Regions from separate parts of the Homo sapiens genome. Here all the other regions are linked to region 1. Evidence: chromatin loops called from intact Hi-C (ENCODE). Cell type or tissue: psoas muscle. All regions are shown on one strand. Each heading gives the region's core, and the rest is flanking DNA. Links, peaks and the distances in the headings are about the cores only. Region 1 has its middle 5.6 kb from the start of WIPI1. Region 2 overlaps ARSG (arylsulfatase G). Region 3 overlaps ARSG (arylsulfatase G). Region 4 overlaps SLC16A6 (solute carrier family 16 member 6).

Region 1 (7,812 bases), core at 1,716-6,715:
GGTGCTTCCCCCCACCTTCCAGCTCTGTCAAATGCTGCAGTCATTTCTGTCCTGGTTAGAAAACCTAGAATCTGGCATGCTAGGTGCTACGTTGTTTGGAGAATTACATGAAGTGTACCATAAAGTTTTTAAAGTGTAAGCTGTTATTATCAGTTTGTTATTAAGAGTTTGGACTTTATGGGATAGACCTGGGAGCTGGTGTTAGTTTTTGAGCAGGAGTGTTTCATGATAAAAAAGCAGTGTCTTTGTCAGATAAACTTGGCCAGGGTGTGCAGAACAAATTAGAAGTGGGAAAAGATCTAGAAGTCTTTAGGGGACTAATGTGAAATTCTGGAAGTAAAGGGACAGGAGAGACTAGGCTAAAGTGATGAAAACAAGGCCAGAAAATTAGACCAAATCATAGAGTTGTTTTCAGGCATTGCTGTCCAGTAGATAAAATGAGCCCCAAATGTGAACTCCACATTGTAAATTTCAGTTTTCTAGAAGATACATTTAAAAAGGTAGAAATAGGCAAATTAATTGGAATAATATCATTTATTTAATCCAATGTGTCAAAAATATCATTTCAATATAAAGATAATCAATATAAAGTTACTAATCAGTTAATTCAGGTTTTAATTTTTTTTTTTTTTGAGACAGAGTCTTGCTCTGTCACCAGGCTCACTGCAACCTCTCCATCCCGGGTTCAAGCGATTCTCCTGCCTCAGCCTCCCAAGCAGCTGGGACTTCAGGCCCCCGCCACCATGCCCAGCTAATTTTTGTATTTTTAATACAGACGGGATTTCACCATGTTGGTCAGGCTGGTCTCACACTCCTGACCTCATGATCCACCTGCCTCAGCCTCCCAAAGTGCTGGGATTACAGGCGTGAGCCACCACGCCTGGCCTCAGATTTTAATTTTTTTTTAGAACTAAATATTGAATATCCGGTGTGTATTTTTCACTTACACCATATCTCAGTTCACATGAGCCACATTTTAAGTGTTCATGTAGCTGGTGGCTACTTTATTCTCAGTAGAGTCTTGAGGGACTAAATGACAGGCATGGCAACTGATGGGGAAGGGGGAGGGGCAGGGAAGAAGAGGGAAGAGTCAAAGCTGATTTCATGGTTGGGAAGGGGAAGCCCATTGGGTTGCTTTTAGAAACTAGATCTTCAGTCAGGTATTCAGGAAGTTGTATTTCATTTCAGACACTTTAAATCAGCAGCAGAACTGCATGCTTACTGGAATCAAGGTTTGGATCTAGAGCTATGGCCACGGGAGAAAAATGGTCACCTTCCCAGCCTCAGCCTTTCCTGTGAATGGTCCCCCTTATATGTTTCTTTCCAGGCTAATGGTCCATTATGGCACCAGCCATGTGGAAATAACATCTCAGGGCTGCCTCATCTGATTTCATTTTTCCCAAGACAATATGTAAGTCTGTATTTTTATATAAATCTGTGCCTATTTTATTAAAAACCTGTATTTGTAGGTAAATTTAAAAAATGATGAAAACTAATTCTTATTTTCAAAAAGTACCTCATAAGCTAAACTAAATACATCAGCTAGCTGGATGTGGTTTGTGGAGGGCTGGTTTGTGATTTCTGTTAGAGGTGTAAGCAGCCACTTTGAAGAGCTCCACCCTCAAAAAATTTCCCAGAAGTCCATTCATATAAAAAGCCAAGGGCAAGGTTATAAATAACTTAAGAGGTGCTGAATCCATTTAATGTCAGGCTGGTTTTTCTTTTTTAACATTCTAGTTCTGGGTTCTGTGGGAGAGGACACTCTTGATTTGAATGTTGGGCTTATGGGCAACCTAAGTCTTACAAGTTCTTGCAACAGCAATTTCACTACTAAATAACATCAGCAAAAGATAATGGGGTAGGTGGGGCAGGGGACAATGCTTTGTTCCAGTGGGAATAAGATTTTGGCCTTTCTCTTTCTTTCAACTGAAATTCCTAAATGTCTATCTTTTCCCTGAAAAACAAAACAAACAAACAAACAAAAAACTCCATTATTTCTAGGAAAACTTACTCGTAAGTAACTAGTAAGTTACTTACCAGTCAGCAAAATCTGGGAAAATAAAGCTGGGCTCTGGGAATTAAAAACATGTTTGGTAATACAAAATTGCAGGCCACAGTTCATCTAATGGAGAGACTTCTTATTTGTATAACAATCAGGTTGTAATTTTAAAATGCTGATTAGGGCATGCACAGGGCATTCACAGGGGAAGGTGGAAATGAGACATCCTGTCTGATGCAACACTCCTGTCACCCCATATGGTCATTCATGGCACCCAACCATCTACAATTAAAGTAACTACTAGGTGAACAAACACCACTCCTGTCCTATTCTTCTTTTTATAAAGTCCATTCTATTTTTATAAAATCAAGTTACAGGAAATAATCTCCTTTCTCTTTTCTGCTATGGGGCAACACTCAGAACATGAACTGAGAACGAGTTGAACTCTAATGGACCAGTGTATGGTAGCCCTTTGAGAAAGGGTAAAGGAGGAAGGGCCCTGGGACAATGGAGCCAAGAGGGAGAGGGAGGGAAGGGCGATGTGTCAGTACGTGGAGGAAGCTCAAGGAGTCAGCCCTATGGTGCCAGGGTAGAAGAGGAGGGGTTGGGCTGTGGGGTGATTTCTGGGAAAGGAGATGATCGAACTGATTGGCAAGCAGGAAGCCCCAGCCAGAAGTCTGGCCGAGCAGCAGGTGCAACTGGGTTTTCTGTTTCTAATTATAGACAGTGTGTGTGAGATAGCATGGCTGCAGTGAATGAAGAGGCCCTATCATGTGCCCTTGTCCCCCAAATGGAACCATTATTTCTGGATTTATTGATTAAAAGGGGAGAGACAGGGAGCAAAAACTAACAACACTTCTAATATTCCTTGACTTATATATTCCTTCCCAAGAGTCAGGAAAAATGTTATTTCATGAAAGAGTGAATTGATGTCTTAATCTTCATTCTCTCCCCTCACCTGTCTTATTTTTGCCTCCAGAATAGCCTTCCTAAAACACCAAGGTGAATTACAGGTTCTCAATAAATGCTTGCTGATTGGCTGATGATCACGAAGACAGTTGCTTTCTACAAGTGCTTTTGCTAATGTCCTTGGAGCTGAGAGTCTGTTACCCATGCCAGTGCAGAGAGGTTCAATCAAGGTGTTTTTGTTCACCGAGGCATCTTCGCACTGGTCAAGAACACAGAGACGGGTTCAGCAGGTCAGCCAATCACCCTGCCTTAAATTTTAGAATATAATTATAGGCGATACTTGAAAATAGAAGACCAAGCTTTATAGAAAGCTTGGTTTGGAGCGTCATAGATCTTCTCATGTGACGCTAACCACATCTATCTGGTCTAGGAATGTTTATCCCCATCAGGCAGCTGCATATGCCAAAGTGGAGACTGTCGAGTAAGTTGCCAAAGGCCCTAGGACAGTTTTTGATGCAGGTGTAGTTTGTATTCTGTCCCTTCCACTGGGTGCCCAGGTTGCCTGTCACGCTGTCTCTTGGACTGCTTTGGCTCAAGGCTGGAAATAGAATTGGCATCTTAACCTGTGCTTCATCCTATGAAGGGACAGAGGAGCAAGGGGTGAAGAGATAGAGGCAGAATTGTGCCAAGAGGGCCACGGGCCAAGTACAAGGGGGAGAGTGTGGAGTCCTGCAGCTCTTCAAAGGGCACCAGCACTTTGCCTACATTTACCAAGGGTACATCTAGAAATATTCAAAAACGTCCTTTGCTCCCAAGCAGAGAGTTAGCCTGTGCTCCTGGCTGGGCATGGCTTGTTGGAACGTGCTGTACGACTTTAGGTTTCTTTCTAGTCTAGCGGTGGTGCAGGGAGTGGTAATCATTCTCTAGAATCAGTCACCCCTGGGAAGAAGGTGGATTCAAAGGCTTTGGGCTTAGGGTGAGAGGGGCGTGGCTAAGAATCCCGAGATTCTTGGTGAACAGTGCCATCTAGTGGTCTGTATGATTTAGTTCTAGGATGGTTGGGGGGACACCTCAGGAAAAACTGGCTTGAGTGATAAGATATGGGTAGCCAGTCCTAAAGCCCCAAAAGAAAGTCTCTGAGGCTCCCTTGTGTATTTTTCCAAAACCTCTTTACTGTCTATAAATGGAAAACACAGAAGCCTCCCTCACCACTTCCTCTGAAGGAGGAGAAGTTTGGAAGGAGTTTGTATATTCATTCATTCATCCATTCATTCATTTGACCAATTTTTATCATGTGCCTGTTGTGTGCCGGTCATGGCTCCAGGTTCTAGGGATATGACGCTGTCCAAAATAAATAAAAACCCCTGCCCACCTGGGCAGAGAGACCATTAACAAGAAAAATGAGATGTATAGTATCTTAGATGGTGATAAGTGCTAAGAAATGTATAGCAGTGAAAGTGTGTTTGGGAGTGTGGGGTGTAGGGAGGAGAAATTTTGCATAGGGTGGGCAGGGAAGGCCCCACTGAAAATTTCCATTTGAACAAGACCTCAGGAAGAAAAGGGAGCAGGTTATGCAGTCATATGGGAAAAAGCTCAAAGAGCAGCGAGGAGGCAGGGCCGCTGGAGTGGGGAGAAGAGTGGGGAGAACTACAGGCAAAGAGGTCAGAGTGACCTGAGAAATCACTGGAAGTTCTGACTTACACTGGAATTCGACACAGACAGCTGTGTTGAAAAGAAATTGAAGGTGTCTTGGGAGATTCACAATTCACTTTAGCACGTTCAAGTCTCCAGAAAGCCCAGCATTATGTTTATTTAACATTGTTTCCCAAGTACTTTCCAAGCTTATTTAAAGATAGATTCCCTTTCTTCCAGGAACACCCACTACTTCATGTGGGAACCTGAGAAAATGGAAATCAGCTCAGATGAGCAGACTGGAATGTTCCCAACAGTCATAAACAAGGCCAGCACAAGGCCAGGTGAAAACTGTGTTTAACCCAAGGCCACACTGTAGCTGCAAAATTACTGACATTGGCATATCTAATCCTTTCTTATCAAAGCCTCTCCCAGACCCACTCGATTTCTCCACTTGCTGAACAAAAATTTCTGAGATATCCGATGATGAAACCACCTGCTTCACAACACATCCATTCCTGACCTGATTCCTGTTTCTTCTACCTTTCCCTTCCTAGCATAACTTAACACAAACCTGGCAAAAAGCCCTTTCCCACAGCCTCTTACTGAGATGCCTCATGGTTCACTTGATGTGCACACCCTCTTGCTGCAGGAAGTTAATAAAACTGACATTGCCGAGGCGGATGGATCGTGAGGTCAGGAGTTCGAGACCAGCCTGGCCAACACGGTGAAACCCCGTCTCTACTAAAAATACAAAAATTAGCTGGGTGTGGTGGCACGTGCCTGTAGTCCCAGTTACTTGGGAGGCTGAGGCAGGAGAATCGCTTGAACCCGGGAGGTGGAGGTTGCAGTGAGCCGAGATCGTGCCGCCGCACACTGTACTCCTGCCTGGGCGACAAAGCGAGACTCTGTCTCAAAAAAAAAAACAAAAAAAACAAAAAAAACACCTAACATTGAAAAGGTTTATTCCTCTTATACTTTACCTGTAGGTGTTATCAGAGCCCAGCGTTTCATAGAACGAGGTGTAAGAACAGCTGGACAAAATGATCACTTCCTATTATGAAATTCTGAGTCTAAAGACATTGCATCCCCCCAAAACTGTCTTGTATACCAATCAAAAACAGCATTTTAAGAATGAAAAGGGTGAGGAAGTGTGGGTTTTTTTTTTTTTTAGACGGAGTCTTGCTCTGTTGCCCAGGCTGGAGTGCAGTGGCGTGATCTCCGCTCACTGCAAGCTCCACCTCCCAGGTTCACACCATTCTCCTGCCTCAGCTTCCTGAGTAGCTGGGACTACAGGCGCCCGCCACCACGCCCGGCTAATTTTTTTTTTTTTGTATTTTCAGTAGATACGGGGTTTCACTGTGTTAGCCAGGATGGTCTCCATCACCTGACCTCGTGATCTGCCCGCCTCGGCCTTCCAAAGTACTGGGATTACAGGCGTGAGCCACCGCGCCCGGCCCCGGCCGGGTTATTTTTATAAGTTACTCCTTGTCTATCTGGTCCCTTCTGCTGCTAACATTTTTGGCTGAACATTTGTACTATGGGATCTCTTGGCTTGATGAGGGTTTAATACGCTTCCCTTCTGCTGGGAGCCTCCTTGGACTTTCTTGGGCAATGCACAGATGTCTGGAGACAGACCAGATTGTTTCTGGGCAAAACAAAGCACATTGTCTCAGCTTTCTATTATTATTATTATTTTTTAGATGGAGTCTCACTCTGTTGCCCAGGCTGGAGAGCAGTGGTGTGACCTCAGCTCACTGCAACCTCCGCCTCCGGGGTTCAAGCAATTCTCTTGCCTCAACCTCTGGAGTAGTTGGGATTACAGACGTGCGGTGCGCGACCACGCCCAGCAATTTTTTTTTTTTTTTTTTTTTTTTGTAGAGACGGGGTTTCACCATGTTGGCCAGGCTGGTCTCGAACTCCTGACCTCAGGTGATCCACCCGCCTGGGCCTCTCAAAGTGCTGGGATTACAGGCATGAGCCATCGCGCCCGGCCTGTCTCAGCTTTCTTGAGCTGTGATGAGTGTATAGGCAATGGTGATTCACAAAAGCAGACTTGCATCTTAGAAAGCTCCCTACAGCAGCAGTAGAGGATGTCGGAGAGGGGCGAGTGATGGGGGCAGAGACCAGGTGAGAGGCTGGTATGTCAATTCAAGTCAGACACTGGAACTTAGGTGCTTGCTGTGGGTGGAGGTAGAATGTATAGGACTCAGTGGCCTATTACATGAGGGAACTGGGAGAGGCAGGTCAGCATGGAGATTGGTTGTCAGTGTAACTTGGGTTTCCCCTGACCTTACTGACTTCTGCGTGCAAATGGGCCTGTCGTGCAAATGGGCCTGTGTTATCACTTACCCAAATTTCACCGGCTTCTTCCTCTACCTTTTATAGAACATACAGCTCCCTCCAAAGCCTTTCCTATTAATTACTGGGAGTCCCCGGAAATGCCTCGCACGTGCGGGGACCTGCCCTTTTAGGCTTTGCCCATAGGGATTTTTGTTTCTGCTGATGAAGGCCCTTGTGATTGATGCCTAATTGCTGCCACCTGCTGGAGTCCACTGTAACAACACTGAAGTGTTTCTTCCCACCAGTACACACCCTTTCTGCTTGTATTGAAATGTTATTTATGTTTTCTCTCTCTTTTTTTTTTTTTTTTTTTTGAGACAGAGTCTCACTCTGTCACCCAGGCTGGAGTGCAGTGGTGCGATCTCGGCTCCCTGCAATTTCTGCCTCCCAGGTTCAAGCGATTCTAGTGCCTCGGCCTCCCGAGTAGCTGGGACTACAGACACCTGCCACCACACCTGGCTCATTTCTATATTTTTAGTAGAGACAGGGTTTTGCCATGTTGACCAGGCTTCTCTCTATCTCCTGGCCTCAAGTGATCCACCCCCCTTGGCCTCCCAAAGTGCTGAGATTACAATCGTGAGTCACCGTGCCCAACCATGTTTTCTCCTATCTTATGTTAATGTGGAGAATTATATTGAGTAATTTTTTATTGAAGTGAAATTTACATACAGTTAACCATTTTTAAGTGAACAACGCGGTGACATCTAGTGCGTTCACAAGGTTGTGCATCCACCTCCGTTATCTGGTTCCAAAACATTTCCATCACTCCGAAAGAAAACCCTGTACCCCTTAAACAGCTACTACCCATCCCTCCTCCCCAAGCCCTTGGCAATGACCAGTCAGCTTTCTGTTTCTATGGATTTATCTATTCTGGATATCTCATATAAATGGAATCACACAATACGTGGCCCTTTGTGTCTGGCTTTCAC
Region 2 (7,812 bases), core at 1,557-6,556, 77 kb before region 1:
ATTTTCTAGCTATGTGACTTGGGGGCAAATTACTTAGCCTCTCTGAGCTTTGGTTTCCCCATCTGAAAGATGGGGACAATAGTGGCTAACTTGAGAGGTTGTCATAAGGATTCAATGAGATAATGCCAGGAAGCATGTATCATGCTGAGGAGCACTTAACTTGGTACTTAGTAAGGGCTCAATAAATACGAGATGTTATTGTTGTTGTTATTACTATTATGTTTAACTTAGAATAACTATCCATTAGTGGGAGCAGGTATTACTGAAGAATATTGGGGGATCAGGAGTAGCTATCCTAGAATTTAGCCTTTGCTGGTGCAGATAAAACACAACACGCCTGTTTGATATAAGCATATGCATCTCATAATTAGAGTACACAATCCTAGGGGCCGATAGAATGCCAGTCAGATCTTTGTAAGTTTTGTCCACTCCTAGCAGTACCAGTGAGAAGCTGAGATTTATAGCAAGACAGTATCTGCGCTGTTGGTGACACATAAATATTTTACAATTGCCTGTTCACACTCTAGACCCTTTTAAGATAAATCCCTTTAGAATACAAGGTCTGTGGACCTGTGATCATTTGGGTGGCTGGCATATATAATTGTGTCTTCCTGTTAGAGCCAGAACCCAGGATGTAGCCTGCACTAACCAACTAGTCTGTACAACAAAAAGAGGGGATTGCTCCTTAAGTGGCCACACTGAGAGGCTTCTCTCAGCCAATCTTTTTCTTTCTCCTAATTCCTGAATCTTTTGCAAGGAGATTGTCTGCTTTGTTGACTACACCTGTTTTATAACTAGCTGGATTCCTCCAAACCCCTCCAGCTTTCAGTCCTTTGCTGAAATAAGACAAGCACATTGAAACGTTTTTCTCTGAAGAGCGTATTAGGAAAGTCAGTCACCTACAAGAGAGCAACACAAAAGGTTGTGGCAAACGAGAAGAATCCCTAATTCTTGAAGGGATCCCTAATTGGTGAAGACCAATTAGCAAATTTATTAATTAGACCAATCCCTAATTGGTGAAGACCAATTAGCAAATTTATTAACTAAAGGTCAGTTTACCCTTCTGGAAACATCCTGGAGGCAGAGACCAAATCCTGTGTTCAACCCTGGTGCCATTGCCCACCCCAGTGCCTTCTGGTTGACCGATAGAGCTAATGGCTTGTTTCCTGGAACCACAGCCGTGATCTTTCCTTAGCATCTGGCCTCAAAGGTTAAGCAAGACTATTTGAATAGTGTACACCATGGACATGCAGATAAACAGGCTCCCCGTTTTCACCCACCCATACCCCAAGCTTCCACAAAGATGCCCCCACGGGGGTGGAAGTATCTACAAAGCCCTGGCACATGCCTTTGAGCGGATGCTTCCTCCCTGCCCTTTGGCCCTAAGCTGACGCATAAGTCATACATTCCAAAGCCACGTGGAAATGCGTTTTATGCTTGCTGGAGTTCTGGATTCTTTGTTCCAAGTGCGTGAATAAATTGGAGGGAGCTATATGTATTTATGGGAGACGTGGCCCTCGATAGGAAGGATGTATTAGAGAAATGCTGGGCTAGATCAAAGAGCGTCTCATTCAGCCTGCAGAGACTCCAGTTAGATTTTTCAACCCCACACCCTTAAACATAAACAGTCCATAGGACATAAGTTATTTTGTGTTTTGTTTCTTACTTCAAAACTTGAGGGACTCCAAAGCTGATTATGAAAGAGTCCTAAGAATGCTGAGCATTTCCCGTGTGGTGTGCTGGGCCAGGGACATCAAAGGTTCCGTTTGCAACAGTGCTAGTACAGGGCGACAGAAGCCTTCATCTTCTTCCTCCCCACGCTTCTCCCCACATAATTGCTTTCATTATTCACACCAGCCAAACAAAGGGAAATTGCATGACCACAGTGTGTGTGAGCCACACACAGCACTTGCCTTGGAAAGGCTGTGCACACGCTAACTTTGTGGGATCCTTGGCCCTTGGCTCAACCAGGATGAGGGTGGGGTGTGTGTGGGGGTGGTGGGATGGCCGTGGTTAATGCAACCCAACATGTATTCAGGATGTTTCCATCAAGCATGACCTCATGTCTTCCAGCCCGCTAGCTATCATTATACTGGTGGTCACTTTTGACTTAATGGTTACAAAAATAATTCCTTTAATAACCAAGGTGGAAATTCATAGATTGCACGTAGTTGTTTCTTACCTCCCCCAGGAGGCAAGAGGTTGGAACTATTACTGACACTGTCTCCATAACATCAGAACAACTCATGAATTCAAGGAAAAACAAAGCAAAGCAAAACAAAATAAAGCCATAAAATCCATGCCAGATCGGTTCTTGGATGTTGAGCAGATCAAATAGCTGCAGAAGTTTCCTTCTTTCTCTCTTCTTTAATAGTTGTATTTCTTCATCCTAAACAGACAGTCACATTATGATCACCAGGAAGAGAAATTCACTTACTCAACAAAGATTTGCTAAGCCCCACTATGTCTTAGGTGCATGAGACTGATGAAGTCTCATGGTGTTGAGACACAAAACAAGCAAATCAATAAATGAAAAAATAATTTACAGTGGGGAAGGTCTCATGAAGAAAATAAAATGAGGTGATTCAGTAGAGTGAGGCAACTTTTTACATCTGAAGTCCAGTAAAATAAAAAGCATATTTTGAAAGATACTAGCTAGTTGAGGGAAATAGCTGGTTACCAAAAAAGTCATTCCTTTGTTGGGGTTATTGGAAACTCAGAGAGGGGTTCTCCCAGAGACTAGCTCTTAGCTGAAAAGAAGTCTCGAGTTATCACCATGGATGAACCAGCTGCCTCCCCTCCTCTCACAGGGGGAAGTCCAGCCAAGCAGACGACCTGGGAAGGAGGGCACCGGGTCCCAGCACTGGCTTACTGGCCTGGCAGAGTTCCAGTTAATGTCACCAGCACTGCCTTGTTAAGGTATGAGACCAAAACTACCTTGAGATGTTGGGGCCCAGAGCAAGAAAAGTCATGGAGGCATGGGTGGCTAGATGGAGGCATGGGTGGCTAGATGGAGGCATGGGTGGCTAGAGGCCTCAGGAAGGTCATTCACCACTTGCCTTTGCCGGGTGTTCCCAGACACTTCCAAGACTCTGACTGTAGAAGTGATGAAAGTAATAGTGAAGTGGGGCCACGTGTGGAGGCTCGCTTCTGTAATCCTAGCACTTTGGGAGGCTGAGGCAGGAGGATTGCTGAGGTCAGGAGTTTGAGACTATCCTGGTCAACATAGCAAGACCCTATCTCTAAAAAGAAGGGAAGGGAAGAGAAGGGAGGGGAGGGGAGGGAAGGGAAGGAGAGGGGAGGCGAGGGGAGGGGAGGGGAGAGGAGGGGAGGGGAGGGAGAAACAGTGAAGTGGGACTCGAGCCATCTTCTGGGAATAACACCTGAGTGAAGAAGGGATTGGTTGGTTTCACATACATCAGCATTGGGTCCTGGCTGTGTCTGCTGGAGAGAGTGCAGAAAAGGCGGCAGCAGCAGCATCTCCCTCTCAGCCTGTGCCAAGCTGACCGAGGCAATAGATCCTTTGAGACCTAATTGTTCCATCCTTGGGGTTAAGGCAGGTGTCTTAGGGGTGGCTGTGAGAAGCCGGCTAGTCTCTAGCAATCCGATGGCCCCAAGAAAGGAGTCCAGATGTCCACTTTCCCTGGAGGAGGGTGGAGAAGAAAGGTGGCCCCTCCAGGCCATTAGGGAAATAATGAATCCTTAGGTGAAGACATTCCTCCTGCCTCTGGCCATGATGCTTCTTAATGAGCTGAGTGTCTGCATAGCTCACTGCAGACCCATCACATCAGGTAAATGTGATGTCTCACCATTATTCTTATTGCCGCCTTAAGGCAGATCCAGGAGGCCATCTCCATGGCAAAGAACTTGGCTGTGCAGCGTCTATGTGAAAACAACATCTTCCCAGCTATGGAACCATGACTTATCCTGGGGACTTTTCACTAATTCAGACAGGACCTTCCTCTCTGTGTTCTGCCCTGTGTTCACTAACAAGGGGAACCCTCCGTAGAACCCTGTGCTCATTCATGTGCTCAGAAAACTGCTGGTTAAAGACCGATTTCCTAATTCCAAAGGTTCTTTGCCATTAGCCTAATGAGTTCTGGCGTAAAGAACACAGCTGAGTAGAGGCAGGCAAGCTTCATTGGCACCCTCTGACTTCCCTAGATCCAATGGGGAGGAGGGGAGAGACTCAAAGTCCAGGGGAAAAGGGTAAACAGCTTTCAGGGCCAAAGTATGGGGTGGGTGGGCATCACCCCTGGCAGCCTGTGGGGCCCCCAGAAATTCCGGGTCAGCCCTGTACAGTCAGGAGGGGGCAGCGTGCTGTCAGCGGGTACCAGCAGGTGTGACAACAACAGCAGAGCCTGGAATCTGTGATGTCAGGCTGCCTGGGAAAAGGGCCAGGCAGGCTGCTTTTATAGGGCTGACTTGGTGTAGTCAAAGTGCTTATCAAGAGGGGCCAAGTGTTCACGGGCCAGGCTGCACATGGACAAGTAACTCAGCCGTCTCTCAAGTTGCTTCACAGAAAGCCAACCAGTGGCTTCTCATCAGAGAATGGTGTTTGCACCTACAGTCAACCATAATAAAACTGCCTCATCTCATTCATAATGTAGGGCCTTAGAGGAGACAACTGACTGAGAGGATGGTTTGGTGACCCAAGGCAGTGTCTGCCTGAGGGCCCCAGAATTGTACCAGGATAATACCAACACACCGTATCGGTACCTCCTAGGAGATACATTAGGTTGGTGCAAAAGTTGTTGCGGTTTTTGCCATTACTTTTAGTAGCAAAAACTGCAATGACTTTCGCACCAACCTAATATATAGTGTATCACACACACACACACACACACACACACACACACACACACATACCTTTTATTTTATTTATTTTGTTAAGAGACAGGGCATCACTCTGTTGCCCAGACTGTAGTGCAGTGCCAAGATCATAGCTCACTGCAGCCTTGAACTCCTGGGTTTGTGTAATCCTCCCATCTCAGCCTCCCAAGTAGCTGGGACTACAGGCATGCACCACTATGCCTGGCTAATTTTTTAATTTTTTGTAGGCATGGGGACTCTTAATGTTGCCCAGGCTGGTGTTGAACTCCTGGTCCCAAGCACTCTTCCCTCCTGGGCCTCCCAAAGCACTGGGATTACAGGCATGAGCCATCACACACAGCCAAGGCTAGTTTTTGGTGTTAAATTAGGCTGGATTTCAGCCAGCCAGTTTTACCTCTATAGATTTACCTTCTTGCTGTTTCCCATATGAATCCATGTTAAGCAAATTTGGGCGGAGTTTCCTACTGCCTGGACAGGCTGTGTGTGTGTGTTTCTCTTTCCCTTGACACCTCAGGGTCAGCTTGACAGAGAATGGTACTATGATCCAAATTCAAGACATTGATGCTAATGCTTCATGTTGTTGGGAGCCCAGCCCGGCACCCTCCGCCCAGACTGCATATCACCTACTCTTGTTTCATTGCTTGAGGAATATAGATCTTCCAGATCAGAGATAACTCCCTTAAGCCACTAAGAGCTAAAGCCAGAGTCCCTTAAACCTATATCCTTGAGGCCCTGAGGAATTATGAGCATCAGAGAGTGGTCAAGTTGATATAAATATGAATACAGAAAAGTGAAAGAGAATGTGTGGGAGAGGGGGCGGGGGATCCATTCACATGGATCCCATTGGTTTTAGAGATAACCAGTGTTAATATCGGTGTGTACCTGGGTGATGTCATAAGATGAAAGAAGGGTCTTGCACGTGACCTGCCTCCACAGACACAAGTACAGGATGGGGAAAATGCATTTATTCCACAGATATTTATTGCCATGTCCAACTATGGGTCAATCATTACTCCAGGGACTGGGGAGATGGCAGTCATGAGCAGACCAAACAGAAAGCTCTTTGTTTAGGGGCTACCTTACCTTCAGGAGGCCAGGGCTTTGGCAGCACATGGGAAAAGGTTTCAGTAGTTTTAACTTAAAACTGTGCTGCAGGCTTTCCCAACCGTGGCGTGGTCGGCATTTTGGGCTGGATCACTCTTCGTTTTGGAGGACTGTCCTGTGCGCTTTATAGGATGTTTAGCAGCAGCTCTGGCTTCTACCCATTAGATGCCAATCGTGTCCCCACCCCACCCCCTAAGTTGTACAATTAAAACGTTTCCAGACAGTGCCAAATGTCCCCGGGGAGAATGAACTCACTCTGGCTGAGAACTACGGCTTTAGCGGAAGCTCTCTTAGCCATATACAAGAAGGGGAAGGGCCTGCTCTGCCTCTGAGCTGGGAGACCCCTACCTCTGCTCCGAATGAGGATCGATCCTTCAGAGATGAACTGGGGCAATTATGAGGTGACCAGAATGGCAAAAAGGACTTGAAACAATCTTATTTGAAAAACAGCTAAGGCCGGACGCAGTGGCTCACGCCTGTAATCCCAGCACTTTGGGAGGCCGAGGCGGGCGGATCATGAGGTCAGGAGTTCGAGACCAGCCTGACCAACATGGTGAAACCCCGTCTCTACTAAAAATACAAAAATTAGCCGGGCGTGGTGGCGCGTGCCTGTAATCCCAGCTATTCAGGAGCCTGAGGCAGGAGAATTGCTTGAACCCAAGAGGCGGAGGTTGCTGTGAGCCGAGATCGCACCACTGCATTCCAGCCTGGGCGACAGTGAGACTCTGTCTCAAAAAAAAAAAAAAAAAAAAAAAGAAAAACAGCTAAAGCTGCTGTGTAGCCAGAAGAGGTAACTCCCTGGGCTACCTCGTGGCTCTGAAAGACAGTCAGGTGTGTGGAAGAGGGATTCAGCTGGTTCTGGCCTGTCCGAAGGCACCGGTCTTGGAAGTAAAAGCTACGAGGAGGCTGTGCTCACATCAGTGTCTTGTGGTTTAGCTGTCACCTACAGGCAGGGCCTAACCACATGTCGCCTTTCCAAGTCCTCTCCTCCTCCCTGGATCTGGCAGTGGGTAGTGGTGGTTGGTGGAGGTGGTCTCACCCCCACCCCCACTCTTGGCAGCTCTCTTTACTCTGTAAGAAGCGCTTGGTTTGCTGGGGGGCATCCCCTGATGCTCTGGGACCCCTGCAACCCCGGTTCTCCCTGAAATCAATGTGGCTGGGGCTATGCTGGCTTCTAAGAGGGACTCGTGTGTGGATGAGGGTGCCAGGGAAGCTGCCCATCAAATGTGAGCATAGGCTTGCCCCTCATGTCTCCACGGCTGAGACCAGGAAGGCGTGGGCACCTCACTTTTCTCGGGGATAATGACAGGGAAGAACAATGCAGGAAAAAAGTTAAAACTAAATGCAGAAAGAAATTTACAACTCAGTGCTAAGAAAGTACTGCTCCCACGGCCTAGGGATGATCCCTACTGTTCCCTGTCCCTTCCTCTTCTTCAGAGGAAGTTCTCTTCTTGCCTTCATTCGGGAGAGATGAACACAAAGCCTCTGTCTCTGTCCAGGTCCAAGCGCCTCCAATCCATCCCCAAGCAAACCTCTCCTGCCTCTCGCTTCCTGTCCTTAGATCAGATCCACCTTTTTTCCAGATAAAACGTTCTCAGCTTCTCTGTCCCCTGCCTTCATCCTGGGATGCCTTCCACCCCAGGGCTGCCCAGCACAGCACCTCAGTTCCCATACTATGCATCCTGAAGTCCATGTGGTTCCTTCTGGAACGAGCCCCCTGTTGGCCTTCCACTCCCCTTTACCTACCCCCCACCTGCACACCTTGGGGTCCAGCAGGCCAGGCCTTTCTTTCTTTCTTTCTTTCTTTCTTTTTTTAGATGGAGTTTCACTCTTGTCACCCAGGCTGGAGTGCAATGATGTGATCTCGGCTCACTG
Region 3 (7,812 bases), core at 1,428-6,427, 150 kb before region 1:
CCTCTACCTCACAGGATGTTGTGAGGGTTAAATTAAGTAATCTGGGCCGGGCACAGTGGCTCACACCTGTAATCCCAGCACTTTGGGAGGCCGAGGCAGATGGATCACCTGAGGTCAGGAGTTTGAGACCAGCCTGACCAACAAGAAGAAACCCCATCTCTACTAAAAATACAAAAGTAGCCAGGCGTGGCGGCACATGCTTGTAATCCCAGCTACTCGGGAGGCTGAGGCGGGAGAATCATTTGAACCCGGGAGGCGGAAGTTGCAGTGAGCTGAGATTGCGCCATTGTACTCCAGCCTGGGCAACAGAGCAAGACTCCATCTCAAAAAAAAAAAAAAAAAAAATTAAGTAATCTGTAAACCAGGTGTGGTGTTGCACATCTGTGGTCCCAGCTACTCCAGAGGCTGAAGCACACGGATCCCTTAATGCCAGGAGTTCAAGGCTGCAGTGAGCTATGATCATGCCATTGTACTCCAGCCTGGACAACAGAGTGTCTCATAAAAAAAATAAAAAATAAAAAATTAAGTAATCTGTGTAATCAGTTAGCATAGAGCCTAGCATACAATAGATAGGGTTCTATGTTAGCTATGGTTATTTTTGTTATTGTTACTAGAAATGTCCAAATGGAATGTCAGTGTGAATTGGCTAATCTGCATGATAAAAGGTCCAGTGACAAAACTTGGAAGGATGAGGTGGAGTTCCAGTGACAAATTCCTGTTAATCCCTATGCTGGCTGTGCATTGGGGCCAACACCTTTATTTGAATCAACACAACAGCTGCAACAATCACTAACCCTTACCAAGCTCTTGCAAGGTGCCAGGCTCTAGGCATTACCCTGGCTAATTCTTGGTACCACCCTACTTTTCTCTTATATCTCAGATGAGGAAATTGAGGTTAAGTAACACGCCCAGAGTTGGTGAGTGGCCAAGCCAATATTCAAACTCAGATTTCCTCATTCTAGAGCCTTATTCTTTCAGGGCTGGGCAGAACTGGGGAATCAGCAAAGAGAATCCATCAAGATTTGGCCAGCTTTCCCATATGGCTGTCAAAGAGCAGGAGGCCAGGCGTGGTGGTTCACATCTGTAATTCCAGTACTTTGGGAGATCGAGGCGGAAGGATTGCTTGAGCTCAGGAGTTTGAGAGCAGCCTGGGCAACATAGCAAGACTTCATCTCTACAAAAAAATCAATAAATTAGCTGGGCGTGGTCCTACCTACTCCGGAGGCGGAGTCAGGAGGATTGCTTGAGCCCAGGAGGTTGAGGCCACAGTGAGCTATGATCGTGTCACTGCACTCCAGCCTGGGTGATGGAGTGAAATCCTGTCTCAAAAAAAAAAGGAGATTGGAATCTCATCATTTTTTTTCTCCCTTTGGTGCTAATGAAGGATTTTTGTGCTGTCCAAGCATAAGAGGCAACCTGAGAAATGGGATTGTATTTAGTTATTTATTTTAAGATGAAGTCTTGCTCTATCGCCTAGGCTGGAGTGCAGTGGCGCGATCTTGGCTCACTATAACCTCTGCCTCCCAGGTTCAAGTGATTCTCCTGCCTTAACCTCTCGAGTAGCTGGGACTACAAGTGTGTGCCACCATACCTGGCTAATTTTTGTATTTTTAGTAGAGACAGCATTTCACCATGTTGGCCAGGCTGATCTTGAACTCGACCTCAGGTGATCCACCTGCCTCGGCCTCCCAAAGTGCTGGGATTACAAAGTGCGTGGGTGGCACCCAGGCAGAAATGGGATTTAGATGTCAGTCATCAAAATGGTTGATGCAACCATCGTTCAGGAGGCTCACCCAGCCAGGGATGTGTGATGGCTGCAGTTTCAGGTGCCTGCAATCTTATCCTGCCTACTCCAGCTTCATCTCCAACCCTCTCCTCATGTTCCTCACATTGCACATGTTTCTGTTCCTTGAACATATGCTTTTCCCTGCCTCAGGGCCTTTGCACTGGCTGTTGCCTCTTATTGGCGAGGTCTCTCCTCAGGCTTCAAGCAGCTGATCGCTTCTCATCCTTCTGGCCTCCACTCAAATACCATGTCCTCAGAGAGGCCTTTCCTGACCGTGCTCTCCAACATTGCCTTCCTACCCCATGCACATCTCCTACCCATTCTCCTGTTCTGTTTCCATGACCTGTATCACTGTTGAAATGATCTTCTTTGTTTACTTCTTTGTTGCCTGTCTCTCCCACTGGAATATTGCCTCCTTACAGCAGCCTCCTTATCTGTCTTATTTATGTCTTCAGTGGCTAAAACAATGCCTGGCACATGGTAGGTGCTCAAACAATAATTGTTCACGTACTTGGATTCCTGGATCTAAACTTCTAGGTGTGCACACATGGGTTGACCCGAGCATGAGAGCTGGAACTAGACTGCCTTGGTCTGTTACTTGCTAGCTCTGGGACACTGTGCTAGTTATTAAACCTTGCTGGACCTTAGTATGCTTATCTCTGCAATGGGAAAATAATGGCACCTACATCACAGGGCTATGGTGAGGAGGAAATAAGTTAGGTCATATAAGGCAGCAAAAGGGTCCCTGGCATGTATTGGTGCTTGATGGGTGCTAGCTCTTATGATTCCCTATGACACCGGCCCTGCTCCCCTGTTCGTCACAATTCCCTCCTCTGGCTGGAGGGTGAGGCCTGTTTTCTCAGCGTCTGTTCCAAAAGCACCTTGCTCTATCTATTCCCAGACTCTCACCCTTCCCCAGGTTGAGCTGTAGGACTCATCTGGCTTCTTAGAATCTGCTTGTTTCTTCTCATTCCTAGACCAAATCCCCAAGTCAACACCTAAAGGTCTCAGTAACATTTCCCTTTTAGTTTGTGGCCAGCGCACACGATTCGTTTTTTGTTTGTTTTTAACCTGGTTGCAGGAGATGTGATTTGCCCATTTTTGCACAGAAAGGGCACCATCCGTACCACAATTATGATGTCGTTATTTGTTAAAGGAAGAAAGGAATCTGGGGGAAGAAAAGCAGAATCTTTCGGTGACTTCATATTTTGGTATCCCTTTTCAGACTTCTAAACTCTATTTACATGGAGATAAAATAGGGATTATGGCCTAAAATCCCACAGCCTTAAGCCCATTTACAGTAGCCCAGGTCAAAGAGCATTCATGTCACCATATCCCTTTGGGAGAAACTGAGGCCGAGAGAGACGAAGTGTTTTTACTGTTATAATCAGCTCTCTGCCATGTGGGGGTCGATTATGTGGTTTGTGGGTTTGCTAGCTCAAAGATTGACTACATGAAAAATAATGATGAACTGTTTTGTTTTTTTTTTTTTGTATGTGAAAAACCCAAAGCTACTGCAAATCAGCAAACATCTCTTTATCAGAGGGCGTTGTCGTTTAGGGCCCCCAGTGTTGAGAGATTGCTCATGTATGCACCGCAAGGCCCCAAGTCCCCTCGCACATGTCAGTAGGTTAAGCAGCCAACCTATTTTGCCGTTGACCTTGTGGGATGTCATTTTGCCAATGTCCTTTGTAGATCTGAGCTGGGCTGTGCTGTTGAACACTTATCAGTTTAAAAATGATAAGATAGCCAGAAGATAATTGAAATGAAATTTAAATGAAAATGTCAGGGACTTAGTAATCAACTAAAACTTAAAAATGTTAAGCAATTGGCCAGGCGCAGCAGCTCATGCCTGTAATCCCAGCACTTTGGGAGGCCAAGGCCGGTGGATCACCTGAGGTCAGGAGTTCAAGACCAGCCTGGCCAATGTGGTGAAACCCCGTCTCTACTAAAAATACAAAAATTAGCCGGGCGTGGTGGCGGGTGCCTGTAATCCCAGCTACTCGGGAGGCTGAGGCAGGAGAATCTCTTGAACCCGGGAGGTGGAGGTTGCAGTGAGCTGAGATTGTGCCTTTGCACTCCAGACTGGGCGACAAGAGCGAGACTCTGTCTTGGAAAAAAAAAAAAAAATCAAGTAAAACAGGAGATGAAAGCAACTTGCATTACAATAGGGGACAGAGGATGAATTGCTCATGATTTAAAAAAGAGAAGAGGACCAATGCATTCTGTTGGCATCATTTCCAGCTCTTCATGCAGTCTGAAATTAGTTAAGATAACTCTGAGAGCTCGGTGAATAACCCTGATGATACAACACTAGTTTGGTTCTTGCTGGCAGCACATCTCAGACCCAGGGAAAGCCAGTGCTGGTTTCACCTGTGATAAACAAGTGACATTATTTCTTGAAAATTCTCAGGCTGGGAAGTGCCTTGCATATGACTCCTGGCTGGGTGGCTGGATTCAGGCAATGGCCTAGGATTTCTGAATGGGGATTTGAGCTCCTGGGCAGTAATGACTCACAGGTCTCTTGGGAGAGAGACAGAGAATGCCCAGTGATCGTGAGAGAGAGGTGGCCACAGGCAGCGAAGCCCAGATACTTCCCATTTGCTTGAACTGTCTGCCAGGCTGACTCAGAGGTGCAGGTGACAGCACACTGTAATCATGTTTACTTATGTACGTTGATTTGCAATATGTTAACTTTGCGCCTTGATCTCATTTCTTCTCTGCTTTCCCCCTTCTCTACCCCTGGTTTAATTTTGAGTCAAGTCAATGCTGCTGCTGCTAGGAGTTACGGGCAGTGGCTTAGCTCGGAATCAAAGATCAATATTTGCCACAGGAAGGTCAGGGGCTCCCAGGGACTTGAGGCTGTTTCTAAAACGGGCCTCAGTGAGCAATGAATTGAGCTGTCAATTTAGTTGAACACTTGGCTTGATTTGTGTTCTCAGAATTGGCTTTTTGCAAGAGTTCATGCACCCTGTTACCTCTCAGACCTCTTTTTCTCAGCCACCCTGCTGCCTTGGGGATTTGGCAGTAACCTAATGGAAGATGCGAACCAGGTTGGCAGTCACACTGCAGGGGATTGTGATGAGGTCTTGATATCTGGTGGACAGTATGGGGACGAGGGCAGAAAGGACAGTCTAAACAAGACCAATATTAGGGAGAGCAGGCCGCTTCCTCTTTCATGTAATTCCTTTTCAGCTGTATTCCTAACCCTGACAGTAACTCAGATTCAGGGTTGGGAGGACCCTCACTGGAGAGAAATCCTCTTGTCCTCTGACCTTCACCATTATCCCCTAGAGGCCAGCTTTGGGAGGTCCCATCCTGACTTCTCTTTGTAAGCTCTCGGCATGGTGGGACAGGCGACTTTATGTTTTTGCACTTGAGTAAATAGGTCAAATAGAATCAAAATCATGTCATGCCCACCTTTCAACTGGGGCCAGGTAAGTGCTGAACAAAAGGGACTTCAGGTTTTTACCTCATGGCTCTGTTTGATAGATGGGGACAGGCAGGAACACAATGACCTAGATGGTAGCCAATCTTAGAGAAAAGAAAAGGAACTGAAATATTAACCAGTGGGGCCTTGGTGCCAGCCTGCTTAACCAACTGCAAGCTCAAAGTAGCCTGTCCAATTGCTATTAATAGTTCCTCTTTTAAGCCTCCCAAATACAGTCATTCAACAGTGAATCTCTACGAAGAGGAGGACGTGAGACAACTGCTGGGAGACCCTAGCCAGCTCTGCCCTTAAGGGACCGATGGCCTGATGGCAAATAAAGACAAGAAAACCAGCCTTTAGAATGCAGGAGGGTAGTGTGCTGTGAGAGTGGAGACTCCTGCCATATCTCCTACTCCTTTTGCTTTTATAACCTGAGGTAGATGTATCTGAATTGACAGCTTAGGGGATAGAACTAGCATATCACTTATAGATTGGTCTCAGTCAAGAAAGAGAAAGGCCCCTTGCTGGGCTTCTCACCTTTTAGGTGATAAAGCTTGCAGTGAGGAATCCTGTTAAAGATAGTGCCGTGGCTGGGTGCGGTGGCTGACGCCTGTAATCCAAACACTTTGGGAGGCCAAGGTGGGCAGACTACCTGAGCCCAGGAGTTCGAGACCAGCCTGGGCAACACGGTGAAATCCCATCTCTACTAAAATGCAAAAGAAATTAGTCGGGCGTGATGGCGTGCGCCTGTAGTCCTAGCTACTCAGGAGGCTGAGACAGGCGAATCGCTTAGAACCTGGGAGTTGGAGGTTGCAGTGAGCCGAGATCGTGCCACTGCACTCTGGCCTAGGTGACAGAGCAAGACTCCGTCTTAAAAAAAAAAAAAAGATAGTGCCGTGGGGCTACAGGAAGAGAAAAGTCATTTCTCTAGAGCAAAGTCAAGAGGTCATGAGTAAAGATTATCTGTTAAGACTTGAATGCTGAGACTTAAAATGAAGGGAGAGGAGAGTGTTGTAGGCAGAAGGGAAGGCAAGAGAAAAGACCCAGACCTGATTCCTAGGATCTCCCTCGGGGCACTGTCCCAGGTGCTGGGAACACAGCTGTGATCCAGACAACCAAAAGCCCTCACTCTCCGGGGGGTGTTGCATTCTAGCAGTTGAGTATGGCAGGGCTGGGAGTGTGAGACTGGATGGAGGGACTGGGCATCTGGTACAGTGTGTCATATACATGTTTACAGGATTGGACATGATCCTGCAAGCTGTGGGGATCCTGAATGACTGAAGTCATCCACCTACATTTGAGAATTTGAGATGGGATTTTCCAGCTTACCAGGATGGCCCACCTGGGTGGCTGGAAGGGCGGGGGTCACGTTGCAGTGATCTCCAGGATGGCTTGACTCAGAATTGTGGCAATGGAGAGAGATGTCAGATTCAGGAGGCTTATAGATGCCTATGTGTATGTCGCATTGTCGTATACCTTGTGTGTGTGCTTCCTTGAATGTGAATGTGCATATATATATGAGACTGTGAAAAGGAAAGGAGAAATTTGCCAAGGACCATAACCAAGCTCAGCTGCCAGGAATCCTTTCTGGAAAAGAACAAGAGGCTGGATGTGGTGACGTGCGGTGGCTACTTAGGAGGCCACCCAGGAGGCTGAGACAGGAGGATCGCTTGAGCCCAGGAATTTGAGGCTGCAGTGCACTATCCTTGCTCCTGTAAATAGTCACTGCACTCCAGCCTGGACAACATAGCAAGACCCCATCTCAAAAAAAGGAGAAAGAAACAAAAAGAAAAAGAGTATAAATGGATTAATGAATGAATGAGTAGACGAAAGGCACCAAGTTCACTATTTGCTGCCACATTTGCTTGTAGCTTACAAAGGGCCTGCGTATCCATGATCTCAATGATCTCACTTGACAACCTTCTGAGGAATAAGTCAGCTGTGTTCCCATTTAACAGAAGGCAATGTGGAGGCTGGGCTGAGCTGGTTCTCTGAGTTTTATTTCAGCTACTTTCCAGTTCCCATCTCCCAACCCTGTCCCTTTACACACAAAGGCCGCAGCAAAAGATTTTAAAAACCTATTTTCACGTCCATGCCTTTAAATTATGAATGGAACAAGGACAGTTTTTATTCCAGTCAGAGTTGCCACAGAACACCCCATCATCTATTTTAAATTCCTTGTAAATGAAGGCTGGACACGCTTAACTTTGCAACGTTATGTCTCTCCGGGGCTTTTGTGGCAGCCTTTCCAGTGCTAGCCTTCCCTGATTCTAATACACATAATTTATGCAATGGCAAGTTGCTTTGGTTTCTGTCTGGCTGTGTCTTAATTTGCGTTGATTTTCTTGTTAACAGGCTGCTGTAATGTCTGGCTCTGTATTTCCAGCTTTGCTTTACAATGTATTTTCAGACTTTAATTAGGACCCCTGATGATGAACTGGCCTGAGCCTGCCCAGATAGACTTGGGAGGAAAGAAAGCTTTCCAAATAACAAGGTCATTTTATTGCTTATTAATTAGTCCAACTAAATGGAGACAGTGGCCAGGAGGGGGAAAAAAGGTGACGTGCAGGCCAGTTCATAAAGCTGCATTTTTGGG
Region 4 (7,812 bases), core at 1,169-6,168, 200 kb before region 1:
ATTTCAATCAATATCAATGCTGAATGTTTTATGTCCTTTTTTTGTACCATCTTCAAATTCCCGTGTGTTTGTTACACTTGCAGTACATCTTACTTCCAACTGGCCACATTTTCAAGTGCTCAACAGCCCCATGTGGCTTGTGTCTATTGTATTGGACAGTGCAGCTCTAGACCAGTACCCAACTCTAGTGTACCTGGAAAAATGTACCCGTGGTATTGAGTTACTAGGAGAGGAAGGCTTATTTCAGGAAAAGGTCATGTAAATCTTCTGTCAGTACAGCCGGTGTTGACATTCAAGCTGAAAGGGTGTATGTAGACACCGTTTAATGTCTACATTAAAGGCCTCTGGCTTCGGTGTTAACTTGTTTCTTTAAAAGCTTGATACTGTTCTCTGTTGCAGCTTGTTTTTTACCCTCCCGTCTTCATTTTCAAGGGCCTGGTATTGTCTTCAAATGCATTTCCATTTTTGGAAAGCAGAGTCGTAAAGCATTAATAATGTGGAGATTATTTAGTCCATTTCATGCATGAGGACACAAGCCTGCAGCAGCCGAGTAAACTTGCTTGTTGTTTAACCAATGGCAAAAATGGGATCAGATCCCAAGTCTCCCTAATGTTGAGTTATTCGTTGTTTTCACTGTGCTGCATGACCTCATTGAAGTAAAATATCACCAACCAGAACCTAACCATTTTTCCCCCGGGTTGTTTACAAGGGATTATACACGATTAAACTGTCAATTTCTTTTCTGTTCAAGTAGAGTCATCTGGGGTTGCTCAAAGTTGGAGAAATCAGTCTATATACTTCTGCCTTAGTACCAAAAAAAGAGAGGTGCAATATTTATTTATTTTTGAAATAGGGTCTTGCTCTGTTGCCCAGGCTGGAGTGCAGTGGCATGATCACGGCTCACTGGAGCCTCCACCTCCCGTGGTCAAGTGGTCCTCCCACCTCAGCCTCCCAAGTAGCTGGTATTACAGGTGTGCACCACCATGCCCCGTGTATTTTTTTTATTTTTATTTTTTAGAGATGGGGTTTTTTCCACATTGTCCAGGCTGGTCTGGATTCCTGAGCTCAAGCAATCTGCCTGCCTTGGCCTCCCAAAGTGCTGGGATTACTGATGTGAGCCACCATGGCCGGCCAAGAGTTGCAATATTTAGTAAAGCTCTTCCGACTAGTTGAGGCATTAAAAGAAAGCATTATGGAAAAAAAAAGTCTACTGGAAAATAGTTGAAACAAAATCTATTGAGGCAGTATGTTAAAACCCACAGACCTCCATACTTAACCCAGTATTGATTTCATCCCACTGTTTTCTTTAGTGTCTGCTCATGGATCAGTTTTTTCTTCTTTACAACTGACCCACCCATATAGTACACTACTGCTGGGCACTCTGAGACCCATCCATCCTCAGATGCTGAGCCGGTGGGTTCTCAGCACAGTGCTTTCAGTGTCCTATGGTTATCCAGCTGTTTCGTAGCAGCACAGACTCTCTTGAACTGTAACTGTCAATAGATAACATTTTTTTTCTCTTGTGTAACTAAAGGGAAAAAAGTCTATAACTCATTCATTCATTCATGTATTTTTTCATTCAACAATATTCATGGAGCACCGCCTACTGGGTGCCAGGCCCTGCTCAAAGCCTTGGGAATACAGCAGTGAACAAAGAACTCCTACCCTAATACACTAGTGGATGAGACAGAGAGTCAAGGAGTAAACAGATGCTTTATTTTATTTTATTTATTTTTTTGAGACAGAGTCTTGTCCTGTCACCCAGGCTAGAGTGCAGTGGTGTGATCTTGGCTCACTATATCTTCTGCCTCCTGGGCTCAAGTGGTCCTCCCGCCTCAGCTTCCCACGTAGCTGGGAGTACAGGCATGTGCCACCATGCCTGGCTAATTTTTGTAGTTTTTGTAGAGAGGGGTTTTACCATGTTGACCAGGCTAGTCTCAAACTCCCAGGCTCAAGCAATCTGCCCACCTTAGCCTCCCAAAGTGGATGCTGTTATAACCTAATAACAGCAAAGTAAATGGATAGAAACAAGTACCATTTTGAATAGGATAGACAGGAATGCCTCCCTAGGGAGGTGGCATTTGGAAGTGATCAAATTGAAGGGTCACACTGCATACACATCTCAGGGAAGGGAGTACCAAGCAAAGGAAACCACAAATGCTAAGGCCTGAAGCTTGCAACAGTAAGAACAATTCCAGAAACAGTAAGAGAGGCTGGGCGTGGTGGCTCACACCTGTAATCCCAGCACTTTGGGAGGCTGAAGCAGGTAGATCACCTAGGTCAGGAGTTCGAGACCAGCCTGGCCAACATGACGAAACCCCATCTCTACTAAAAATACAAAAAAAAAATGAGCTGGGTGTGGTGGCGGGTGCCTGTAATCTCAGCTACTCAGGAGGCTCAGGCAGGAGAATTGCTTGAACCTGGAGGCGGAGGTTGCAGTGAGGCGAGATTGTGCCATTGCACTCCAGCGTGGGTGACAAGAGCAAAACTCCATCTCAAACGAAAACAAACAAAAAAAAAAAAAAGAAAGGGCCGGGCGTAGTGGCTCACGCCTGAATTCCCAGCACTTTGGGAGGCTGAGGTCGGCGGATCACGATGTCAGGAGATCGAGACCATCCTGGCTAACACGGTGAAACTCCGTGTCTACTAAAAATACAAAAAATTAGCCAGGTGTGGTGGCGGGCGCCTGTAGTCCCAGCTACTCGGGAGGCTGAGGCAGGAGAATTGCTTGAGCCTGGGAGGCGGAGGTTGCAGTGAGCCAAGATTGCACCACTGCACTCCAACCTGGGCGACAGAGCGAGACTGCCCCCCCAACCCCCCCAGAAAAAGAGCCAGTGAGGCTAGTGTAGCAGGAGCAGAGGGAAAAGTAATAGTATCCATCAGGCAGTTCATGCAGGGCCCATTGCTAAGGATTTAGTTCAGACTTGTGCTGTAAGAGGATTACTGTGGCTGCTGTATGGAAAATTAAGGTGGGGGTGGCGTGTTCCAAGAGTGGAAGCAGGCAGGCCAGCTAGAAGACTACTGTAATAATCCAGCTAAGATGATATTGGCTTGGATCAAGGGTCCTGGTGCAGTTGGCAGAAGCAGTCAGCTCCTGGATATATTTAGAAAGGAGAGCCGATTGGATGTGTGGAGGAGTGGGTTTGAGGAGGATGATCCAGAGTTCTGCTGAGGACACTTTAAGTAGAAGATGCCTAGTTTTATATCCATGCCCTGCCATGCGGGCAGATATAAATCAGGAGCTCAGGGACAAAGTTGGGACTAAGAATGGGAGGTGCCAGTGCAGAGAGGGTGCTTAAAGTTTTGGTTGAATTCTAGGGTGTATAAGTTGTTAGGGAAGTTAGCGTGCTTGTTCTTGAGTTGCTGGAAAGGCATATAAATGACACAAATACATGGCCACAATCTGTATTTTCTCAATAATATTTGGTGAAATGTTCTGGGCATCAGGTTTCCCGTCTAATTTTCCATGTAGGAAATGGATAGTCATTGAAGTAGTTTTGATTTGGGTGAGTTGTTACATGGAAAGGGAAGTTGTAAGTTCTCTTGCCACTTTTCTTGTTCTGCACCTTTAGAGAGTCATTAACGAGAACTGAACACTAGGGGGACCCAGTTTCCTTACTTATGCAACGGCGGCTGGCCCAGCTGTACGCTACGATCGCCCTCACTTAGGACACATGCAATATAAACACAAATCTGAAAACAAGGGCAGCTTCTCTTTTATCAATGCAATGTATACTTATAGCAGTGATCATTTTTGCGTGTAACATGTCTGAATTCCTTAAATAGGTCATTTTAAGTAATGTGCATAACCATTACTATTTTTCTTTTATGAGACAGGGTCTCACTCTTTGCCAAGGCTGTGTGCAGTGATGCCATCTGGACTCACTGCAACCTCTGCCTTCTGGGCTCAAGTGCTCTTTCTACCTCAGCCTCCTGAGTAGCTGGGACCACAGGCATGAGCCACCACACCTGGCTAATTTTGGTTTCGCCATGTGGCCCAGGCTGGTCTTGAACTCCTGGGCTCAAGCAATTCACTCACCGTGGCTTCCTGAAGTGCTGGGATTACAGGGATGAGCCACAACACCTGGCCACGGTTTAAAGAATTAAAGACAATGGCTTCTAAACTCTAGTTCCCTATTGGTGAGCCCCATATTTGCAAACTTGTGAAACTAAGGATCATGATTTCTTTTTTATTTTTTCTTAATTTTTATTTTTTGAGATGGAATCTTGCTCTGTCGCCCAGGCTAGGGTGCAGTGGCGTGATCTCGACTCACTGCAACCTCCACCTCCCAGGTTCAAGTGCTTCTCCTGCCTCAGCCCCCCGAGTAGCTGGGATTACAGGCACGCACCAACATGTCCGGCTAATTTTTGTATTTTTAGTAGAGACAGGATTTCACCATGTTGGCTAGGCTGGTCTCGAACTCCTGACCTCAAGTGAGCCACCCGCCTCGGCTTCTCAAAGTGCTGGGTGGGATTACAGGTGTGCGCCACCACGCCCAGCTGAAGGATCATGATGATTTCTGATTTACAATAGTTGAATTGGAGTATGGAAATCTAAATGTAATAAATACCACCTGGTGATTTGAATCTGCGCCACAAGAATGCTGACATAGAATCCATTTTCTGTTTTATCACCAGATATTAAGCAAAGGGAAAGGCAAATAAATGCTGAAAAGCTACATTACATATTATTGGAGTATAAAATGTATAACTTTGTTAAAAGGTTTGGACACATTTTGTATTAGTTACGGATACATAGGTCTTAAAAGAGTACATGGTCTCAACTCTTTTTTTTTTGAGTTGGAGTTTCGCTCTTGTTGCCCAGGCTGGGGTACAATGGCGCAATCTTGGCTCACCACAACCTCCATCTCCTGGATTCAAGTGATTCTCCTGTCAGCCTCCCGAGTAGCTGGAATTATAGGCATGCAGCACCATGCCTGTCTAATTTTGTATTTTTAGTAGAGATGGGGTTTTTCCATGTTGGTCAGGCTGGTCTCGAACTCCCAACCTCAGGTGATCCACCCGCCTTGGCCTCCCAAAGAGCTGGGATTACAGGCGTGAGCCACTGCACCTGGCCCAACTCATTTTTATAAGTAGAATAATTTTACTTTTGGGTAGAGAAAGTCTACATAAGGTTTATACTGAAACCTCTTGAAGTCAACAAGCTTAAAGCAGAATCTTTTTAATCAGGGGAAATGAAAACATAATTAGCGGCCTGGTGTGGTGGCTCACGCCTGTAATCCCAACACTTTGGGAGGCCGAGGTGGGTGGATCACCTGAGATCAGGAGTTTGAGACCAGCCTGGCCAAGATGGCGAAACCCTGTCTCTACTAAAAATACAAAAATTAGCTGGGCGTGGTGGCACATGCCTGTAATCCCAGCTACTTTGGAGGCTGAGGAAGGAGAATCACTTGAACCCAGGAGGTGGAGGTTGCAGTGAGCGGAGATCACGCCACTGCACTCCAGCCTGGGCAACAAGGGTGAAACTCCATCTCAGAAAAAAAAAAAAAAAAGAAAAAAGAAAACGTAATTAACAAATGTGTTAGCTATAATGTCGGGCACGGTGACTCATGCCTGTAATCCCAGCACTTTGGAAGGCCATAGTGGGCAGATCACTTGAGGTCAGGAGTTCGAGACCAGCCTGGCCAACATGGCAAAATCCTGTCTCCACTAAAAATACAAAAACTAGCTGGGTGTGGTGGTGCACGCCTGTAATCCCAGCTACTTGGGAGGCTGACGCAGGAGAATTGCTTGAACTCTGGAGGTGGAGGTTGCAGTGAGCCAAGGTTGTGCCACTGCACTCCAGTCTGGGCGACAGAGCAAGACTCTGTCTCAAAACAACAACAACAATGAAAAAGTGTTAGCTGCTTGATCTTTCCTATTTTGGGGCAGTTATGATCTAAGAATTACTTTGACCACAATGAATCCTTTCCCATGGGTCAGGATGTTAGTTCTCAGAGCTTTGCTTCTGGCGGTACTGACCTGTGCCGGTGTTACAGATGTGTGGTGAAGGGGCTGGAAACTGTGGTCCACAGGCCAAATCCAGTCCACTGTTTTTTTTTTTTTTCAGCCTGAGAGCTAATAGTGTGTGTTGTTTTTTTTTTTTTAACATTTTTATGTGATTGAAAAAAAATATATTTCCTGTGTGAAAATCTTGTGAAATTCACATTTCAGTATCCGTAAATAAAATTCCATTGAAACATGGCCACGTTCATTCATTTATATATTGTCTGTGGCTGCTTTTGACCCTCAATGGCAGAGTTGACTAGACAGAGGCCTCATGGCCTGCAAAGCTTTAAATATTTACTATCTGGACCTTTACAGAAAAAGTTTGCCAACCCCTGGCATGTAGAGTCTGTGCTGTTTACTTACAGGTTGCAACAGTTCTTGGAATGACTCTGTAACTGGTTGTGGTCTTTAACTATTTGCCTTTATGACTTTTGATAGGCTTACTCTGGCTACCATGATATCATTTCATTCATGTATTTTTGATTAATAATTAAATTCCATTGATGCTTTCATTCTTATTTCAATTCTTAGATGAAAATATGCTTCTTCATTTGATTATATTGTTTAATTTTTATTTCCCTCTTCTGTTATTCATTACTTAATACTTCCCTTGAATTATTTAGTCTTTTTCTAAGGTGCTTTAAAATAGTTCGTATGAAACTCAACATAAAATAAAATCGTCCTGTTTTCAATGATCAAAGTATATATATGTATATATATGTATATATATACTTTTTTGTATAAAAAGTATATATATGTATATATATACTTTTTTTTGTATAAAAAGTATATATATGTATATATATACTTTTTTTTTGTATAAAAAGTATACAAAAAAAAAAAGACATAAAAAAGTTTAGGCTGCACATGATGGCTCACACCTGTAATCCCAGCACTTTGAGAGGCCGAAGCAGGTGGATCACCTGAGGTCAGGAGTTTGAAGCCAACCTGGCCAACATGGTGAAACCCAATCTCTAGTAAAAATACACAAAATTAGCCAGGCATGGTGGCGGGCACCTGTAATCCTAGCTACATGGGAGGGTGAGACAGGAGAATCACTTGAACCTGGGAGGCGGAGGTTGCAGTGAGCTGAGATTGTGCCATTGCACTCCAGCCTGGGCAACAAGAGCGAAACTCCATCTCAAAAAATAATAATAATAAATATAAGTAAATAAAAAGTTCAGTAGAAACTTCTTGGGAAACTTTATGTGTCTCTAGTAGAGTTAAAAGGTTTTGCAGAAGATAAACGTTAAAAAATTATTTATTTGGAGTGAATCTTTGGTGAGTTTTTATAACTTTAATTGCCTCAAACACTGAATGCTGTGAGAGTCAATAAAAAATCTTAGAAGAGAATCGGTCTCTTTAAATAAAAAATCCATAAATTTATTGCAAATCTAGAAGTACCAGAATGTCACTAATACAGAACAGATCAGCAATCTTGTTTGTATTTTCTTCCAAACATTTAAAACCTTGATTATTGACATACTGAAATTGGCATACATTTTGTTTTCATGCAGATAACAGAATAGACATGGAGCAGATCCCTCAGAAATCAGTTATAAATATTAAATTGTATTGAACATTCATAGTAAAAAATATGTCGTAAAGTGCTGAAGTCATGTAAGTCTGCAAAACTGCCACAAGCTCAAAGTTCTCAAGCAGTGACAGAGATTTGCTACATCCACCTTGTTTTAGATTATGCCTGTTTTTGACAGACACTTTGTCATTTCCTCCCCCACCCTCCCCAAAGTTTTATAGATTGTCCTATTTCTATGGCTGATAAGATGCTCTACAAAATGTAGC

The links. Peaks named below come from ENCODE experiments on the same cell type or tissue, not always from the same donor. Only the 100,000 strongest peaks of a DNase experiment are listed, where the experiment ranks them.
Region 2: it touches region 1 in a loop (5-fold over the local background); 16 of 110 quality-filtered maps call a loop at or near these places.
Region 3: it touches region 1 in a loop (2.4-fold over the local background); 2 of 110 quality-filtered maps call a loop at or near these places.
Region 4: a loop joins it to region 1, with 5 times the contacts of the local background. A loop is called at or near these places in 83 of 110 quality-filtered maps.

Annotation. Positions count from the first base shown.
Region 1 is chr17:68,459,233-68,467,044 of GRCh38, forward strand. It overlaps a transcript of PRKAR1A not described here. Among named protein-coding and RNA genes, the nearest start is that of WIPI1, 5.6 kb to the left of the region's middle. RefSeq lists a silencer at 7,056-7,105. In psoas muscle, for the core only: a CTCF peak has its summit at 3,941 (motif pointing left); DNase peaks (open chromatin) are centred at 2,615, 3,599 and 3,869; H3K4me3 peaks cover 753 bases; H3K27ac peaks cover 2,552 bases.
Region 2 is chr17:68,382,254-68,390,065 of GRCh38, forward strand. ARSG (arylsulfatase G) reads left to right here. Exons shown (of 12, transcript NM_001267727.2): 9 at 2,811-2,919. Among named protein-coding and RNA genes, the nearest start is that of MIR635, 38 kb to the right of the region's middle. In psoas muscle, for the core only: no CTCF peak of the experiment used is centred there; DNase peaks (open chromatin) are centred at 1,764 and 4,398; H3K27ac peaks cover 3,260 bases.
Region 3 is chr17:68,314,201-68,322,012 of GRCh38, forward strand. All of the region lies in intron 2 of ARSG (arylsulfatase G), which reads left to right. Among named protein-coding and RNA genes, the nearest start is that of ARSG, 27 kb to the left of the region's middle. RefSeq lists a silencer at 4,368-4,662. In psoas muscle, for the core only: no CTCF peak of the experiment used is centred there; DNase peaks (open chromatin) are centred at 4,331, 5,381 and 5,921; H3K4me3 peaks cover 1,250 bases; H3K27ac peaks cover 3,675 bases.
Region 4 is chr17:68,259,660-68,267,471 of GRCh38, forward strand. It overlaps SLC16A6 (solute carrier family 16 member 6), which reads right to left. Exons shown (of 6, transcript NM_004694.5): 6 at 7,367-7,812. It also overlaps a transcript of ARSG not described here. Among named protein-coding and RNA genes, the nearest start is that of AMZ2, 16 kb to the left of the region's middle. In psoas muscle, for the core only: CTCF peaks have their summits at 3,593 (motif pointing right) and 3,792; no DNase peak of the experiment used is centred there; H3K27ac peaks cover 489 bases.